2 separate regions of the Homo sapiens genome follow, and region 1 is linked to region 2. Evidence: chromatin loops called from intact Hi-C (ENCODE). Cell type or tissue: dorsolateral prefrontal cortex. All regions are shown on one strand. Links, peaks and the distances in the headings refer to the core of each region. The heading gives the core; the rest is flanking DNA.

The links. A loop is a pair of places that touch in the nucleus more often than their neighbours do. Peaks named below come from ENCODE experiments on the same cell type or tissue, not always from the same donor. Only the 100,000 strongest peaks of a DNase experiment are listed, where the experiment ranks them.
Region 1: it touches region 2 in a loop (2.3-fold over the local background); 27 of 110 quality-filtered maps call a loop at or near these places.

The regions. Positions count from the first base shown.
Region 1 is chr15:90,614,712-90,620,872 of GRCh38, reverse strand. CRTC3 (CREB regulated transcription coactivator 3) reads right to left here. Exons shown (of 15, transcript NM_022769.5): 8 at 2,905-2,990; 9 at 1,083-1,132. It overlaps CRTC3-AS1 (CRTC3 antisense RNA 1), which reads left to right. Exons shown (of 4, transcript NR_120372.1): 4 at 720-864. Among named protein-coding and RNA genes, the nearest start is that of LINC01585, 42 kb to the left of the region's middle. RefSeq lists an enhancer at 18-67. In dorsolateral prefrontal cortex, for the core only: no CTCF peak of the experiment used is centred there; a DNase peak (open chromatin) is centred at 3,000; H3K27ac peaks cover 2,500 bases.
Region 2 is chr15:90,331,803-90,338,386 of GRCh38, reverse strand. No RefSeq gene overlaps it. Among named protein-coding and RNA genes, the nearest start is that of ZNF774, 17 kb to the left of the region's middle. In dorsolateral prefrontal cortex, for the core only: no CTCF peak of the experiment used is centred there; no DNase peak of the experiment used is centred there.

The DNA of each region.
Region 1 (6,161 bases), core at 1,714-4,213, 280 kb before region 2:
TGTTGGGGGAAATCACATTCAATGACTGCTTGAAGTGGATTTAGTTCACCCACTGACCCACTGGTGATTGTATGTACTAAGTCAGATCATGCAAGAATCCCATTTCCAAACCACATTATTTTGGCCCTGCAGCCTTGCTGTTTCTGAATTGGCTTCAGTTCCAAGTGGTGGGACTGCTCTCACGGACACTATGATAAACAGCCCCAGGAAGCCTCCTTGGGGCTCTCTCAGGACACAGCCCATCGAGTTCCAAGGGGTCCTCTCTGTGAACCTCCCCAGCAGCTGTCTGTACCGTCCCACGCAGCACACCAGCCGGCCCTCCCAAGGCAGTTTCTGTTAAGGCAAGGGCCTCATTATCTCTCTCATCTCCTCGTTCTCTCTTAGACTCAACTTCCTCATGAACTTCCTTTTTCATTTGCTTGTACTATATTTTTGTAAGTTGTCTCAAACCTTTTAGGGAGTGAAGTTGCATACTATTAAATCCACTAACAAATTAATGGTTTCATAGAAACTTTTTTGTATTGCAAATGGAAAATATATTTATCTTCCATTTATGTTTTTAAATTGTTGTAAAATAAATATACCATAAAATTTACCATTTTAACCATTTCTGTGTGTACAGTTCAGTGACATTAAGTACATTCACAGAAACTCTCTTAATTAACTTCTGTGCCATTAAGCTGCCAGGTGAACTGATGCTTCCCTTTTCCCCTGGCCAGGATGTCACCGATGCCCACAGCCTGCCACAGCTCGGGGCTGGTAGGCTCCTCTCGATTCCTGCACGTTTCTGCTTCTGACACTGCTTCTACCCGGAGAGTTGTGTATTTACCAAGAGTCAGTTGTGTGATTCTCAAACATACTTATGTAAGTTTTGTTTGTTATTATAGTCATGTAATTTAATTAGTTTAAACAGATGAAATATGAGTATCAAAAGAGAGTGGCTGTTTTTATGAAAATGCAGTTGACTTTCAATTTATGCATAGCAAGTTACGTTTCTGAGAGTTCTGTAACAAAGCAGCGAGACTTTTGGGAAAAACCTTCAGGATAGTCCCTGAAACACGAACAGAAAGAATATTACTTACTTGCCACCTCCAACATCACAGGATCGAGGGCGTCCTGACAGGGACTGAATCTGAGAAGAGACAATGAAAGCTGGGCTTACTCGCTGTAAAGCCAAATTCAAGTTTTTGAAAAGTGTCTTCGTAAGGACCTTGAGGCTCTAGTGGGCGCAAGTGAGAGCTTGCGTGTCGACAGAGTCCTCACACAGCAGCCTTTTAGGTTTTGGCATGACTTTTTTAAACTCAAACTTCCAGGCCTAAGGGAGGCATAATATTAATACATTTTCCTAATTTGATGCCTTATCAATTTACCTTCTGGATTAACATTAAAAGACCAATGTTTTACACATAGAGCTTTTTACGGAGTTTCACTCTTGTCATCCAGGCTGGAGTGGCAGTGGCACATCTCAGCTCACAGCAACCTCCGCTTCCTGGGTTCAAGCGATTCTCCTGCCTCAGCCTCCCGAGTAGCTGGGATCACAGGCATGCACCACCACACTCGGCTAATTTTTGTATTTTTAGTAGAGACGGGGTTTCACCATGTTGGCCAGGCTGGTCTCAAACTCCCGACCTCAGGTGATCCACCCGCCTCGGCCTCCCAAAGTGCTGGGATTACAGGCATGAGCCACTGGGTCTGGACGACATAGAGCTTTTAAATAAACATTTCTTTTCCAATTGGCTTGAGAGGAAATGAAATAAATAAAAGAAAAAAGCAGGGTGAAAAAAGAAATGAATGTCAGAAGAAACTAAGCTATTTCAACTAGAATATAAGCTCCAGACGGACAGGAATGAGTATTACAAATCCACAAGAACCAAGGGAGATGAACATCTCTTTCCAGAGACCAGTCCCTGGTACTCAGGGAGGAGGGCACACCACTGCCCTCTTTGGTGGAGAAGACATAGTTATCCTCTGATAAAAGCCTCCACAACCACATGTGCCTCTCACAGCCAAAAGACAGTGTGGTTGCTTCTCCTGTGTTTAAATATGTAAATTTTAAATCATATCTCTTTTTTACTTCCCAAATGATTAAACATCAAATACATCTTGCTTTTACAAAAAGCCTTTTAAGACAACTAATGCTAATGGTGACTCTGGTAGACTTGGCAGAAGAAAATGGAACTGGGCCAAAGGGATCCTAAACAGGTGGGGATAGTTAAGTACACAGGCAATACAAACAATTGCAATAGAGCATCCTTAAGGGCTGGAACAGATTAACTGTTTTCTTTCAAAGTCAACACAGCTTCCCTCTGGGAAGAAAGGCCAAGGCAAGTACCGTGGGACCTCCCCTTTCTTCCACAGTGGGTGAGGTTTAGAGAGCCGAGGTGGAGGTCAGCTAGCACAATTTTAGATACAAATTCTCAAAGGCGCATGGAAATCATAGTAAAACAGATGACTTGTCTACTGACTCTTGGAGGACTCAGGTCAAATGCCCTTGAGTTAAAAAGAGCTATCTGGTATACCAGTAATTCTGGACAGAAGCTGGAGACTGGTATAAAGTGCTGGCTAAAAAAACAGAAAAATCTGCCTATGACTTACAACCAGGTTTCAGAGCTTTTAGCAAAACAAATAAGATATGGAGGACTTAGCAGGGTTTTTTTTTTTTTTTTAAATAAGTCAATTCATATGAAAATTAGTAAGCCAAGAGATCAATGTGCTAATTCATTGACACAAGCGCGATAATTTTTACTTGAAACGTCCTTCCCTTGTATATTCTTATCTCTGTTCTCAGACAAATCTTCTCCTTTTCCCCCAGTTCCTCTTGCTTTCACCTCTGCAGGATTTTTCAATGACCTCTAAGTACAAACATTCAGTGACAACAAACATAGCTGAGTACTGTTCACCCACCTCCTTGGTCTCCCACAGTTGTTTTGGCAGTGGCTTCGGAACATTTAACAGATTCTCTTCTTTCAATGGGCCAGGGAAAGATGCTACTAAAGGGAAAAAAAAAGCAGCACAGTCATTGCATGAGAAGGCAGGAATCCAGGCCGGGCACGGTGGCTCACGCCTATAATCCTAGCACTTTATGGGGCTGAGGCAGGAGGATCGCTTGAGCCCAGGAGTTTGAGACAAGCCTGGGCAACATAGTGAGACCCCCGTCTCTACAAAAAATTTAAAAATTAGCTGGGTGTGGCGGCTCACACCTGTAGTCCCAACTACTTGGGAGGCTGAGGTGGGAGGTCTCCTTGAGCCTGAGAGGCTGAGGCTGCACTGAGTCATGACGGTGCCACTGCACTCCAGGCTGGGCAACAGAACAAGACCCTGTCCCAAAAAAACAAAGACAACAACAAAAAGAGAAAGCATCCATCCTACCTACCTTTGGCTGAACAAATTATCTTTGTAAAAACTGATTTAACAAATAAAATGTTTGACTTATTTAACACACAAAAATGACTCATTTATGGACTGTCTACTAGGGAAGCCACTTTGGGCACTACTGTGGGAGTTGCAGAAATGAGTAAGACATGGATTCAACCTTTCACGAATGTGTAATCTAGTCAGTGGATAAGGGCAACACATAAATAACGATCACTGAAGGAAAAAACGAGTGGAAGCCCGAGAGAGCCGAGGGTATGATGCTGCTGAGAGATGAAGTGCAGAAGAGGAAGAGGCCAGGAGGGCTTTGGAGCTGGGCACTGGGGGGAGCCCTTTAGAGACACAGGAGAAGGGAATTCCAAGAGAGGGGAAGGTAAGAGTGGAGCAACTCTTTTCAACTGGAGTGTAGGCTGAGTCAAGGGGATGGTAGGAAGTAAAATGTAGACAATTGAGGCCAGGGCAGGGGGGCTCTGCAGGCTTGGCAAAGGAGAGAATGGAAGAAGAGGGATGAGGAGAGAACCTGCAACAACGATGAAATGGGGAAAGTATTGAGAAGAGGAGTATTAGCTGGAAGACATGGTGGCAGTGAAGCTCCTTGGTTGTGGGATGGAAATGGGGGACAAAGAGGAACCAACAACCAAGAGGATCTGAGGCTGGGCAGCTGCCGGGACGGCTGTTGGCTCTTTAATGCTATGAAACAACCTGTATAAAGGGACCATTCCAGGGCTTTCTGCTTTAACTCTCTCAGTCGTGCCAGGTAAAACAAGAATGCTGGGTCACAGAACAAGTAAATACTTTTTATTCTCAGAAAGAGACCAGAAAACAAGGGCCAGCCCTCAGGAGTTAAGTGATCTGATGTCAGGAAGGGGATTCCAAGTTAGGGACACCAGTGACTACTCAGAACCAGGAATGCTGTTGAGTTCCAGTGGCCACAGAAGCTCCAGTGTGACTGTCATGACTATCCTGTCTTAGCCCCACACAAGATGGCCGGGTACCCAAGAATAATGGACCCCAGAAAGAAGTCACATGACACAGGGCCCAAACTTTCCTAGTAAATTTTGAGAAAAGACTTTGAAACAAAAACTCTAAAATAAGTTTATCTTGTATTTAATAAAACTGATGATATAAATGCAGTTGTGGACTTCTAGAATGAATTAAGTATGGGTAGCGGTCTAACTTATTTGACAGCACGGTAAGGGGAGGATACAATGCTCTTCAGGCAACCTGTCCAGTACCACCAGGGCAGCAGTCATTTCTGCTAAACCAGGCCATGCTTTGTCAGTGTTCCCAGGTGTCTCTCTTAATCCTGATATTTACATCACTCTCTTTTGAAGAGCGTATTTTGTCAACATCCTTGTTGATTCTCTTTTCTTCAAATGTTACCTGACTTAATCATTAATATAATGATAATCATTGAGACCAGCCTGGACAATGCGGCAAAATTCCATCTCTACTAAAAATACAAAAAAAAAAATTAGCTGGGTGTGGTGGTGGGTGCCTGTAGTCCCAGCTACTCGGGAGGCTGAGGCAGGAGAATCGCTTGAACCCAGGAGGCGGAGGTTTGCAGTGAGCCGAGGTCACACCACTGCACTCCAGCCTGGCGACAGAGCGAGACTCCGTCTCCAAAAAAAAAATAAAAATAAAAATAAATAAAAATAAATAAAAATTGCCCTGAAAGGTACTGTCAAATGCTGGGAAAAGTTTGAAGGACTGAGTAAGGTGTCATCACACACAGCTCAAGGCTACTTCTCACAAGAGGTTGGTTATAAGAACATGGTTGGGGCAGACTCCAGTGCCTTAATGGGGACTGTTTTCTTAGAGTTCATTGTTTTTAGTCCCTTTTCATATCCAAGATTTGTTGGGAATTCTTCGAAGCACTGAAGGAATGCAGTCAACCTTGAAGCCATTTATTAATTTCTGTTCTAGTGGATTAGATGTTTATTGATGTTTTACCTTTTTGTGATTTTATTCATGGCCTAAAAGGGCTTGCCCAGAAAAGGAGCTGCAGGATGATGACAGAGAGCTGTGCGTCTTGCAAGATGCTCCTCATTCATCATGTCCCCCCTAGGGTCTCACCTCTGTGACATATAAACCTAATTTAGTTGTTTATTTTTAGATTATAAAAATTAAATTCCAGATTATAAAGATTTAGAGAAAAGAAAACAGTCCCTGGTACTGAGTAAATAAATGAACTGTGTCTGACCCTCATTTGTCAATGGCTTTGAGTGTCATTTCCATAGATCTCCAACAATGTTTTAATTGGCTTTACGAAACTCAGTATCTTATGTAAGGTTTGCATTTTCATTTCATAACCAATTTGCATTTTCCTGGCATTGTTATCTGTCAACGAAGACGTTCTAAATGGGTAGACTACTGGAATAACTAATTGTTTAAGTGATCAATTAATTAATTTATTTATTTATTTATTTATTTATTTTTAGACGGAGTCTCGCTCGGTCGCCAGACTGGAGTGCAGTGGCACAATCTCAACTCACTGTAACCTCCGCCTCCCGTGTTCAAGCGATTCTCCTGCCTCAGCCTCCTGAGTATCTGGGACCACAGGCACGTGCCACCACGCCCGGCTAATTTTTGTATTTTTAGTAGAGACGGGGTTTCACCATGTTGGTCAGGCTGGTCTCGAACTCCTGACTTCAAGTGATCCACCTACCTCAGCCTCCCAAAGTGCTGGGATTACAGGCATGAGCCACTGTGCCAGGCCAATTCATTCATATTTTCATGTGATTACAATTTTTGGTTCCTTGCTCAACCTTGTGACTGTGGGGACCTAG
Region 2 (6,584 bases), core at 2,068-4,567:
TTGGTACACATCAGCCTAAATACATTACCTTATTTCATCTAGAAGGCCACTTATGTACCACCAAGAAAGGGAACAAAACTGCCGATTAAACTCTGACATTCTGTCAATTGTGAGATAAATCCTGATTTCAATGATGTTAAAAGGTAATAAAATGGCTGGGCATGGTGGCTCATGCCTGTAATCCCAGCACTTTGGGAGGCCGAGATGGGCGGATCACCTGAGTTCAGGAGTTCGAAACCAGCCTGGCTAACATGGTGAAACCCTGCCTCTACTAAAAATACAAAAATTAGCCGGGCATAGTGACGGGCATCTGTAATCCCAGCTATTCAGGAGGCTGAGGGGGGAGAATCCCTTGAACCAGGGAGGCGGAGGTTGCAGTGAGACGAGATCACATGACTGTACTCCAGGCTCAGTGACAGAGCGAGACGCCAACTCAAAAAAAAGGTAATAAAATGTACATCTCAGAATGAGTGCAGTGTGCAAAGTGCCAGTGTTCCCACCTGTACTAGACTGGTTTTTTTTTGTTGTTTTCTGTTTTATTTATTTATTTATTTATTTTGAGACAGGGTCTTGCCCTGTCATCCAGGCTGAAGTGCAAAGGCATGATTATGGCTCACTGCAGCCTCAATGTTTGGGGCTCAAATGATCCTCCCACCTCAGCCCCTAGAGTGGCTGGGGCTACAGATATGCACCACCACACCCAGCTAATTTTTAAAATTTTTTTTTATAAAGACAGGGGTCTCTCTATGTTGCCCAGACTGGTCTCGAACTCCTGGGCTCAAGTGATCCTCCTGCCTCGGCTTCTCAAAGTGCTGGGATTATGGGCATGAGCCATCAAACCTGGCCCTGTACCAGATTCATTTTACATGCCGTTACAAATCCTGCACTTGCCTTGCTTTCTGGCCAGAACTCTAACAATGACTTGCTCTGTGGTAGCTACTCCAGGTTCCTCATGTCACGTAAGGGCATGACACCACAGCACCTGGCCTTGCACCAGCATCTCTGCTCCTATCCTCCTGCCATGTGGGTTTCCTGTTGCTATTGATATGAGAGACCCTGTGGACCATCTCAAATCCCATGGATGCACAGTGGCTTACCCTCCAGGTTGATGCTTGGCCATAGAGGCTGACACTTCTGTCTTGGGTTCTGGCTTTCTCCATGGCTGCTGGAGGAGTTGGGCGGCTCAACTCATAAGCTAAAAGGAGTTGACACCCTGAGGGGCAAACTTCGACCAATAGGAGATGGCAGCCTATAGATAAACGTATTCCCTTCCTTACCCCCTCCCCACCTGGGCCTCTTCCTGTGACTGCACAGAGTGTGGAGAGATGCAGTGGCTTACTCTGGCTTCTCAGAGACTCGCTTCCCCTATGCGAGCTCAGTTGCTTCTTCTAAGAGTGAGGAAGCAATTGTGCTTGCCTAAGTTGTGGTCAGGACCATCATGCATGCTCTTATGTTGACTCGTCCTCGTTGTTTGACTTGTTCCCCTTTTCCCTTCACTCATGCCTCCCTGGGATTCTATACTCTCATAAAGCTTTGCCTCAGGCTCTCTTTTCTAAGGAACCCAGGCTAAGACACCAACTCAACTGACACATTTTGTGGGAATGTGGTCATGTGCCAATGTAAATAGGGAAAAGAGAAGGGGTATGAAAAGAGAGGAGAGGTAGAAGCAGCATTCTGGAATTTTCCAAGATGTCAGTATCAGGACTTAATAATTTTTTACTCACAAAAGGCAGTTGATATAGAAGATCTCTTTATGCTCAGATATAACAGCTACTATTTGCCTTTAGAAGGAAGTAGATCCAACATCTGACTTCTTAGAGATTAATTATAATAATTACAATGAATGGTGATAATAGCTCCTTTGACCTAGCATTTCCACTTCTAAGAATTTATCCTAGAGATACTTCTGAATGTACACAAAGTTGTGTATACAAGATAATATTACATTGTTTGTCATAATGTTTGTAGTAACAAAAGAGTGGAACAGCCAGGCATGGTGGCACACATCTGTAGCCCCAGCTATTCAGAAGGCTGTGATGGAAGAGTCCCTTGAGCCCAGGAGTTCAAGGCTATGGTACACTATGATGTCACCTGTGAATAGCCACTGCACTCCAGCTTGAGTAACATAGTGAGGCCCCCATCTCTAAAAATAATAATAATAATAATAATAAATAGAAACAACCCAAATGTCAATCAGTAGGAGACAGTCTAAATGAATTATGATTCCAAGGCCATGAAACAGTATGTAGCCATTAAAAATAATGAGGTTGGCTGGGTGCGGTGGCTCACGCCTGTAATCCCAGCACTTTGGGAGGCCAAGGTGGGTAGATCGCCTGAGGTCAGGAGTTCGAGACCAGCCTGGCCAACGTGATGAAACCCAGTTTCTACTAAAATTACAAAAAATTAGCTGGGTGTGGTGTTGGGTGCCTGTAATCCCAGCTATTCAGGAGGCCAAGGCAGGAGAATCACTTGAACCTGGGAGGTGGAGGTTGCAGTGAGCCAAGATTGTGCCATTGCACTCTAGCCTGGGCAATGAGACCAAAACTCCATCTCAAAAAAAAAAAAAAAGAAAAAGAAAAAAAAAGATCTGTATATACCTTTCTATAATTCACAGACTATCTGGAATGATACGTAAGAAACTGCTAAGTAGTTACTCTGGAGAAGGGAACTGGGGACCTGTGGCCTGAGCGACAGAGGTGGGAGTGAGTCTTACTTTTCACTGTTTGTTTTGCTTCCAATTTTGAAATTTTATTTTATTGTATTTTATTTTTTGAGATAAAGTCTCATTCCTGACACGCAGGCTGGAGTGCAGTGGCACAATCTCGGCTCACTGCAACCTCCACCTCCCGGGTTCAAGCAATTCTCCTTCCTCAGCCTCCTGAGTTAGCTGGGATTACAGGTGTGCGCCACCATACCCAGCTAATTTTAGTATTTTTAGTAGAGCCAGGGTTTCGCCATGTTGGCCAGGCTGGTCTCGAACTCCTGACCTCAGGTGATCTGCCCGCCTCGGCCTCCCAAAGTGCTAGGATTACAGGTGTGAGCCACCATGCCTGGCCTGAAATTTTACTTCTATTTTTAATTTTTGTGGGTTCATAGTAGGTTTATATATTTATGGGGTACCTGAGATGTTTTGATACAGGCATGCAATGCGTAATAATCACATCATGGAAGATGGGGTATTCATCCCCTCAAAAGCCGTTGTGTTACAGACAATCCAATTATATACTCTTTTAGTTATTTATTATTATTTTCTAAAACTGAGACAGGCTCTCACTATGTTGCCCAGGCTGGTCTCATACTCCTGGGCTCAAGTGATACTCCTGCCTTGGCCTCCCAAAGTGCTGGGATTACAGGCGTGAGCCACTGCACCCAGCCCTCTTTTAGTTATTTTTAAATGTACAATTAAATTATTATTGATTGTAGACAATTTTTTAACCATATATATTATTACTGTAAACCAAAAATAAAATTCTAAGGCCCCCACCAACCATGTACATTCTTGGGTAGGGCTCTTTTAAAATTTAACCTGACGCCGGGTGCGGTGGCTCCTGCCTGAATCCCAGCACTTTGGGAGCCCAAGGCAGGTGGATCACCTGAGGCCAGAAGTTCGAGATCAGCCTGGCCAACATGGTGAAACCCCGTGTCTACTAAAAATACAAAAAATTAGCCAGGCGTTCTGGTGGGTGCCTGTAGTCCCAGCTACTCAGGAGACTAAGGCAGGATAGTCGCTTGAACCTGGGAGGTGGAGGCTGCAGTGAGCTGAGATTGCACCATTGCACTGCAGCCCAGGTGACAAAGCAAGACTTCATCTAAAAAAAAAAAAAAAAAAAAAAAAAAAATTTAACCTGAGAAACTGGTTCAGCCATGAAGGGAAGTGGTGTTCAGACATGCCTCATTATACCTTGCTGGCACTGACATCAACACAGACATGAAGTCTGATAAGAAACATTTTACAACGTATTCTCTCTGAAGGCTTCCTCTACAAATAAGAACTTTGGTCTCTGCAATCCTTTCCAGTCTCCAGAAAAGAAATCCAGGCCTTTTTTTTCTATTGATCCAAGATCTTTAGATAAACTCAACCAATTGTCAAGCAGATAATTTTTAAACCCACCTATAACCTGGAACCCATGCCCCGCTTCCAGTTGTCCCACCTTTCTGAACCGAACCAATGTATTTCTTAAATGTATTTGATTGAAGTCTCACGTCTCCCTAAAATGTATAAAACCAAGCTGCACCTTGACCACCTTGGGTACATGTTCTCAGGACCTCCCGAGGGCTGTGTCATGGGCCATGGTCACTTATATTTGGCTCAGAATAAGTTTCTTCAAATATGTTATAGAGTTTGACTGTTTTCGTCGACATTACCTAATTGCCTAATTTCTACTGAGTGCTCACGGGTGCTTATCTTACTCTGTGATGTGGGAACTATTATTATTCTCATTTTGCAAGGAGAAAACTGAGGTATAAGAGGTAAAGTGACTTGCTCAGGGTCACACAGCTGCAGCAGCTGAGCCAGGATTCATAACTAGATCCAGCTCCAAAATCTAAGGGGACCAACTCATCGTGGTTTGCATGAGACTTTCCTGGTTTTTGCAATGAAAGTCTCACATGCTGGGAAATCTTTAAAAACTGTCCCAATTTTAAAATTGAAAGGCTGGGTCCTTTCAATTTTACATGAAAGGCTGTATCCTTTCAATTTTACAACCTCTTTCAGTCCTAGGCAAACTGGGATGGTTAGTTATCCTACTGAAGTCCCATATCTCGGCCACTTTGCTCTGCTACCTCCCTTATGAACAAATGTGTTCTATCCGATTCAGCATTCACAGGTGCCTGTAAACATGGAACTTGTATAATAGCTGCATCTGTGGATTCCTTTTGAGGCCCCTCCCCAGGCTAAATCCTCCATCTCTCAGAAATGCCCTTTCCTGCTGGAGAGGGTCCCTGGGGCCGGTTTGCGCCAACCATAGGATCCCACTTTCCTCTTGTCCAATGGTTGGATGGGGAGAGGACATTTGATCTAGGTCATAAACTCAGTGGCCACAGTCAGATTCTCTTTCCCAGGAATATGGACGTGGGATTTCGGAGACTCCTACCCAAGTGTGCAGGACTTTTGAGGTCATGGCAACCCTGTGATTGAGGGTGCCATAGGGCCATGTGTAATGAACTAGGAAGTGGGCATACCAAGCAGAAGAATAAACTGCAGAAACAAACAGTAGAAAGCTGACAGGAGAAGACAAGAAGACTGGCTCTGAGGCCACGTGGCTTCCAGCCTTGGGGTTCTTGTTCCTTGTGCGCCTGGTTTCAATTCATGCCCTGGATGCTACAAAACCACCCTATACCTTCCCACCAAATCCCTCTTTTGTTCTGGTGCTATTCTGAGTGAGTTTCCATTCTTTGAAAATCAGCATTCCCCAAATAAGGAAAACATTACTATGAATTTTTTTAAAAAGCAATTTTGAAATATAAACTTTGCGTTTTGAAGGCTTGCAATCCAAAGCAGAGAATTCTAATATTGCCCAACCTAGAGGGCCACAGGACTAATAATGTTTGGTATTCTAATTCAGGGGGCACTTTTCTTCTTTTTAAAGTACATAGGTAGGCCGGGCGCGGTGGCTCATGCCTGTAATCCCAGTACTTTGGGAGTCTGAGGCAGGTGGATCACCTGAGGTCAGGAGTTCAAGACTAGTGTGGCCAACACAGTGAAAACCCGGCTCAACTAAAAATAAAAATAAAAAAAATTAGCTGGGCATCATGGCATGCTCCTGTAATCCCAGCTACTTAGGAGGCAGAGGCAGGAGAATCACTTGAACCCGGGAGGCAGAGGTCGTAGTGAGTCGAGATTGCGCCACTGTACTCCAGCCTGGGCAACAGAGCGAGACTCCATCTCAAAAAAAAAAAAAAAAAGTTAAAGAAAGAAAGTACATAGGTAATAGGTAACTACATTTTCATGTTCAAGGTCACAAACAATACAGAAAAGATAAAGACCTATTCCATACCTTCAGCAACCTCGTTCTTTCTCATCTACCCCAACGTACACATTATTACTGGTTTCATGGGGTGCAGATCATTTTTTGTACCTTTCTATTCATATGTGTATTTTTCTCATAAATTCTACCACACACTGCAGGCCCCAGTCTGCCAGTATGTAGTCCAAATGTAGCCCATAATGGGTTTTGGATTTTTATTTATTCTTATTTTATTTTTAGAGATGAGGATTCACTCTGTCACCCAGGCTGGAGTGCAGTGGTGCAATCATAGCTCACTGCAGCCTGCAACTCCTAAGCCCTCGCCTCAACCACCATCATATATAGTCCCAGCTATGGCAGCCACCAAGCCTGGCTCCATAATGGTTTTTTTTTTGACTCACATGGTATTTTCTTTCCTTCTTTCTTTCTTCTTTCTTTCCTTTCTTTCTTTTCTTTCTCTTTTCTTTCTTTTCTTTCTTTCGATGGAGTTTTGCTCTTGTTGCCCAGGCTGGAGTGCAATGGCGTGATCTGGGCTCACTGCAACCTCTGCTTCCTGGGTTCAAGTGATTCTCCTGCCTCAGCCTCCCGAGTAGCTGTGATTATAGGCATGCGCCACCA